Regions from separate parts of the Homo sapiens genome. Here region 2 is linked to region 1. The links are chromatin loops, found by intact Hi-C in ENCODE. Cell type or tissue: thyroid gland. All regions are shown on one strand. Region 1 overlaps EPHB1 (EPH receptor B1). Region 2 overlaps EPHB1 (EPH receptor B1).

The links. Hi-C counts contacts between places; a loop is a spot of excess contacts. Peaks named below come from ENCODE experiments on the same cell type or tissue, not always from the same donor. Only the 100,000 strongest peaks of a DNase experiment are listed, where the experiment ranks them.
Region 2: it touches region 1 in a loop (11-fold over the local background); 1 of 110 quality-filtered maps calls a loop at or near these places.

The regions. Positions count from the first base shown.
Region 1 is chr3:135,087,928-135,090,427 of GRCh38, reverse strand. The region is part of intron 3 of EPHB1 (EPH receptor B1); the gene reads right to left. Among named protein-coding and RNA genes, the nearest start is that of EPHB1, 290 kb to the right of the region's middle. In thyroid gland, no CTCF peak of the experiment used is centred here; no DNase peak of the experiment used is centred here.
Region 2 is chr3:135,011,180-135,013,679 of GRCh38, reverse strand. The region is part of intron 3 of EPHB1 (EPH receptor B1); the gene reads right to left. Among named protein-coding and RNA genes, the nearest start is that of EPHB1, 220 kb to the right of the region's middle. In thyroid gland, no CTCF peak of the experiment used is centred here; a DNase peak (open chromatin) is centred at 1,319; H3K27ac peaks cover 1,012 bases.

The DNA.
Region 1 (2,500 bases):
GTTACTATGACAAGGCAGAATATATGCATGAGATTTATCCAAAAGGCTGAAGGCAGAGAGATTTGGCAGAATTCATTTTGTCTGACCTGCGACTTTTGCTCAGGACCTCACCAACTCTGATGCAGACTTTGGAAAGAGAAGTGGGGCTTGCAGGTTCTGGAATAGGGAGGACACCCTCCTTTTGAGCACCTGAGCAGAGCCAGCCATAGGCACTGGATCCCTGGAGATCATGTGAATGGACCAGTGGATGTTGCAAATCAGATCATCTGGGTGAGGCCTCCCACTGCAACAGAGGCAGCGAAGGGTTGGATAGTCACATTCTCTCCTGAGATCATTTATTCCTAGGTGCTGAGAGGTAATTTCCAGAGTGCACTATGTCCTCCTTATTTTCAGTTTCCTGGATGAACATCAGTATCACCAACTGCCTTCAGGTTTGTCAGTGAAACACAATTAGGGGAGAAGCTTGCAGCAGAGATTAGAGGTGTTAAGGATACACTTAGCACTTAGATCTCAATGCACACTTAGGGAAGCCATTGAACTGAAGGCTCAGCACGTCAGGAAGAACCTAGAGAAGGAGCAGCAGGTGAGGAACTCAGGGAAGGCTCAGAGGGAGGAATGGGGCAAAGGAGCAGCAGGCACTGCTGAGCAACTTGAGAAAGGACTTCCCCAAAGCAAACAGCAGGACACGAACCCAGAGCTGAAGGAATGACAGGAGCCTAGCTGGACAGGTGAACACGACATTGCTCCCTCTCATGCCCAGGAAGGGTCCTGCTCTCCTGTGCCCACTCTCACCTTTCAGGCTTTACGGTCAGGCCAGCAAAGCCCTCTTAATAAATGAGAGACTGGTATGAGAAGCATGGCCAGGCCCTCCTACCCTCGGCACCTGATGTGTCTCACTTCACCCTTCCAAGGCAAGGTCTATGTGCCAAGCTACCCACCACGTGTTAAAATTGGTTGTAAAGTTGTGTTGGTATTAATAACAATTGTTTTATTAATAAGAGCAACAATAAGAATTTAAGCATGTGGCACAGGCCAGGTATGTTACTCAGAATAATCCCATTTTATTCTCACAACAGCCCCAAGAAACAAGTGCTACAATTATTCCAATTTTGCACATTAAAAAACTAAGGCTCAAATAAGTCCAGTAGCTTGTTCAAAGTCCCACTGCTGGTGGTACACCTGGGAATTGAATGCAGGCTGCTGACTCCAGAGACTTGATAGCTTACTGGCTGGAGTATTTTTATACCAAGTAAATTTACCTAGAATAAACAAAAACTATTGTGTATAACTACTTATGTTAAACATCAACTATGCCAACATAACTTCCTGGAGAAAGGAGTACCAGCTTCAGTTACAGACTCTACTACTTAGAGCCATGGAAAGCAAGTCCTACAACCTTTTTAAGCCTCAGTTTCCTCGTGTGTAAAAATTAGTCCCTGTCTCATAGAGTTGTTTTGATGATTGAATGAGATAGAAAATATAAATGTTTGATACAATATCTGGCATGAAATAACTGCTCAATTAAAAGTATTAATAGCAGTTAATATTTTCTATTATAAAATGATAATATGTTGAGTATAGACAATGTGTCATCACCTTGCTAATGTTTTCTATTTTTCAAAGTCAACATTTTCCCCTACCATATGGGACATTCCCATCAAGCTTTGATAATGCATGAGTATTGGCTTGAATCACTAAGATCTAGGGATACAAGGAGAAGTAGTATCCTATGTGACTTCTGGGAGAAAGTTAGCTCTTCTTCCATCCTTCCTCATTTTTGCTGGCTGAAAAGTAGACATGATGGTTGGAACTCAAGCAGCCATCTTCAACTATGAGGTGAAAACTGTGTGCTAAGAATGTCAAAGCAACGAAGTAGAATGCACCTGGGTTTCCAACATCACACCATGGAGTGCCATCCAACCCGGACTTATTTTACATGAGAAAAAAAACCCTGTATTTTTAAAACCCACAATTATCTTTCATTTTTATGTTCCTTACAGACAAATGTAATCGTAACATTTCTTTTCGATGAAACTATATGAGAAGATAGTAGCATTTCCATTTCACTGACAGTGATACTGAGGCTCAGAGATAAAACAATTTGCCCAATATTTCCCAGCTACTCTGTCATGGAGGTATAATTCACCACCAGGTCTGTCTGGCTTCACAGCTGATGCCCTTTCCAGCTATTTACTATGGTAAGTTATCTAAGGGGGTGGGGACATTCTGTAACGATGGGCATATGTACTCAGGCTCAAAAAGTCACATGTTCAAGTCAACATGAGTTCAGACGAGAGGCTTAGGAAAGGGACAAGATGAATATCTTTTCTACTCACTTAGGGCATCTTGTCCTACTTTTCCTGCCTCTAAAGGAAGAGAAAAAAAAATAAGTATGGTCTATGTCATATGCTGGCTCTCAGTCCCTCTGAGTTCCTGCCTGCCTGAATTCCTGACCAGATGTAAAAACGTGATGCATGGATGTGGCTGCTGGGTATTCTAC
Region 2 (2,500 bases), 77 kb after region 1:
GCCCCCTTATAGAGCTAAGTTGTTCCAAGCTGGGCGGGCTGGGTGGTTGTAATATGGACTATAAACCACTGAAAGTGGTTGCCTTTCCTAAAGCAACTTGGCCCCAGGATTCTCAGCCCAGTGGTTGATGCCTCCTTTTCTGTCTCTCTGCTCTCACCCTAAGATTGTCTGTCTAAATCACCCGCTAACTCTCCCAGATGTGTCTTCCGACATACGGATTCCTCGGTATGCGGTGGTGATATAGCAGGTCAGGCCGCTACCTCCCAGTGTCTGCAATCTGCTCATTTCCCACTCCCCCTGACAGGCAGGCAATGACTCTACAGCTGTCCTGATGAGAGATGTGGGCACTGCAGAGTTGGCACTGCAGGGGTAGACCACACAATGACGGTGCAGGGGCAAACCTCTGCTACTCACTCAATCCCGATATTCCTGTTACTAAGGTCCTGAGAGGGTGGGACTGTTGTCCTTTTTCACATTTGGGGTATAGACAAGGTAGGCAAGTGACTGCATTCCTGTGCTGTCAGCTTTCCTTCTGATAAACGGAAATGACTCCCCATCCCGTTTGGCCCATTCGTAAGTAGTGTAAAGGTGGGGATGATTTTGGAGGTTGAAAGGCTTTCGTTCTGAAATCATCAGGTGCCACATCTATTATGATGTCTCAGCTTGGAAATGTACTGCAAAAGGCAGATTTTGGTTACCTTTAAATACTTCCAGCAAAGTCCCTGGTTTTCAATAAAATATGTACATGCAAATACATATATTATATGAAATGCTGGGTGTATGTGGCTTTTACTCAAGGATCTGGATCAGTGGATTCAGAGTTTCTGCTAGTTCACCATTTGCCAATAAAATAGCCTTTGCAGAGAATAAGCTGAGAAGCTTGAGCTGATGTTTATTCTCCCTCTGAGGGAGTTGGCTTGGGGGATCCTCACAGGCTTGACCTCCTACAGCTGCAGGAGACAGGGCAGTGGGGACAGAGAGCCAGGCACCTCCTGGCATGTATCCCTCTATTAGCCATGTTAATTGGGGAAACAAGAAAGAAATATGCCAACTAAATCCAACAAATTTGAACCACAATCTGGCCTTGGCCAAGACTGAAAAGTAGGGGAAAATGAAGTTTTTCTGAAGCTCTCTATGTCCTCTGTCATGTCTCTAGGTAAATGTATAAATGAAGGGTATTTTTCTTGTTTTAATAAGCTACACACCTTCATGAACATTCCAGAACAAGGCAACTGACGGAGGATGTTCTAAGTGTGTGTGTACAAGCCAGCCATGAGTGAGCGGCCGCTTCACTGACTGCCACCATGTGCTATTCCAGGAAGTCAGCCTTGAGGACTGGCTGTGCTTACTGAGCACACACCAGCCCACTGCCACATGGCAGCCAAATGCACACCAAGCACAAACACCAAGCTGCAATGTTGATGCCTTGGGAGCAAAGAATGCCCTGATGTGCTCAGCTGAGCACTACTCTGTCCTGGAGCAGTGACAGTCCTGATTGCCCAGTAATTGCTTGGTGGTACTGAATTTATACATTGTATTATTCAGAGATTATTGATTCCTTCAGGACAAGGCACCTTCAGTTTGAATCACTGCCACCAGATCAAGTGGTCCCTCATTACGTATATAGAAGACTCTGACAGACTCTCTCTGGCATGGAATAGCCAAAAGGAAAGAATATGAAAATCAAGTTAGTATTGCTTTATCCAGTAAAAAAAATCTGGACTGCATTGTCAGGATACAGTTTTTCTATACCCTATTCTCTTGACACCCTTCAAAACAGGAGATAGGAAAAAAGAGAAAAATCAATCTTCACGAAAATAAAGAAATGGTGGCATTACAAACCACCTAGTAGAAAATGCACTGGAATTTGGAAGAACAATGAAAGCAGACTCACACCTCCTCAGACTTTGGCCCAGATTTGGGTTTCTCTAAAGGCAAATGTTGCATCCTGAGAGGCCCTGCAGTAATAAGACAGCCACATGTTGTAAGGGAAGTGTGGGGACCTGTGGGATAGCTCAGAGGGTGTTCTTTCTGTCTCTGTTTCCCCCACTCCCATCTTCACTGCCTCCTGGCTGAAAGAAACTTCCAGAACAGAGTATGAAGCAGGCAGAGCAGCAGCCTCAGTGGCTACGACCCCCAGCACCCTCAGCAGAAGGCACACTCCTGGGCATCCCACGACACGCGCTTCATTCATACTCTGGAGAGGAGAACACCAACAAATATAACAGAAAACTATTCAAAAACACACAGAAGAAAGGCTTCTTGAATTAAAGTCTTGGAACTGCCATTTGAAAAAGTCAAAATACATCCTAAGATAAAATCAAGATGCATCCTGGTGAAATTACTAAATCTCCAGGATAAAGAAGGAATCTTCTTGACATCCAGGTAGAAAAAAATCAAATGACCTAAAAGAAGTAAAAATGAGGCCTGCCCTAAAACTGACCACTGCAATGCCATGTTCAGCTGACCACGTTCAATGCCATAAGACACTGAAGCAATG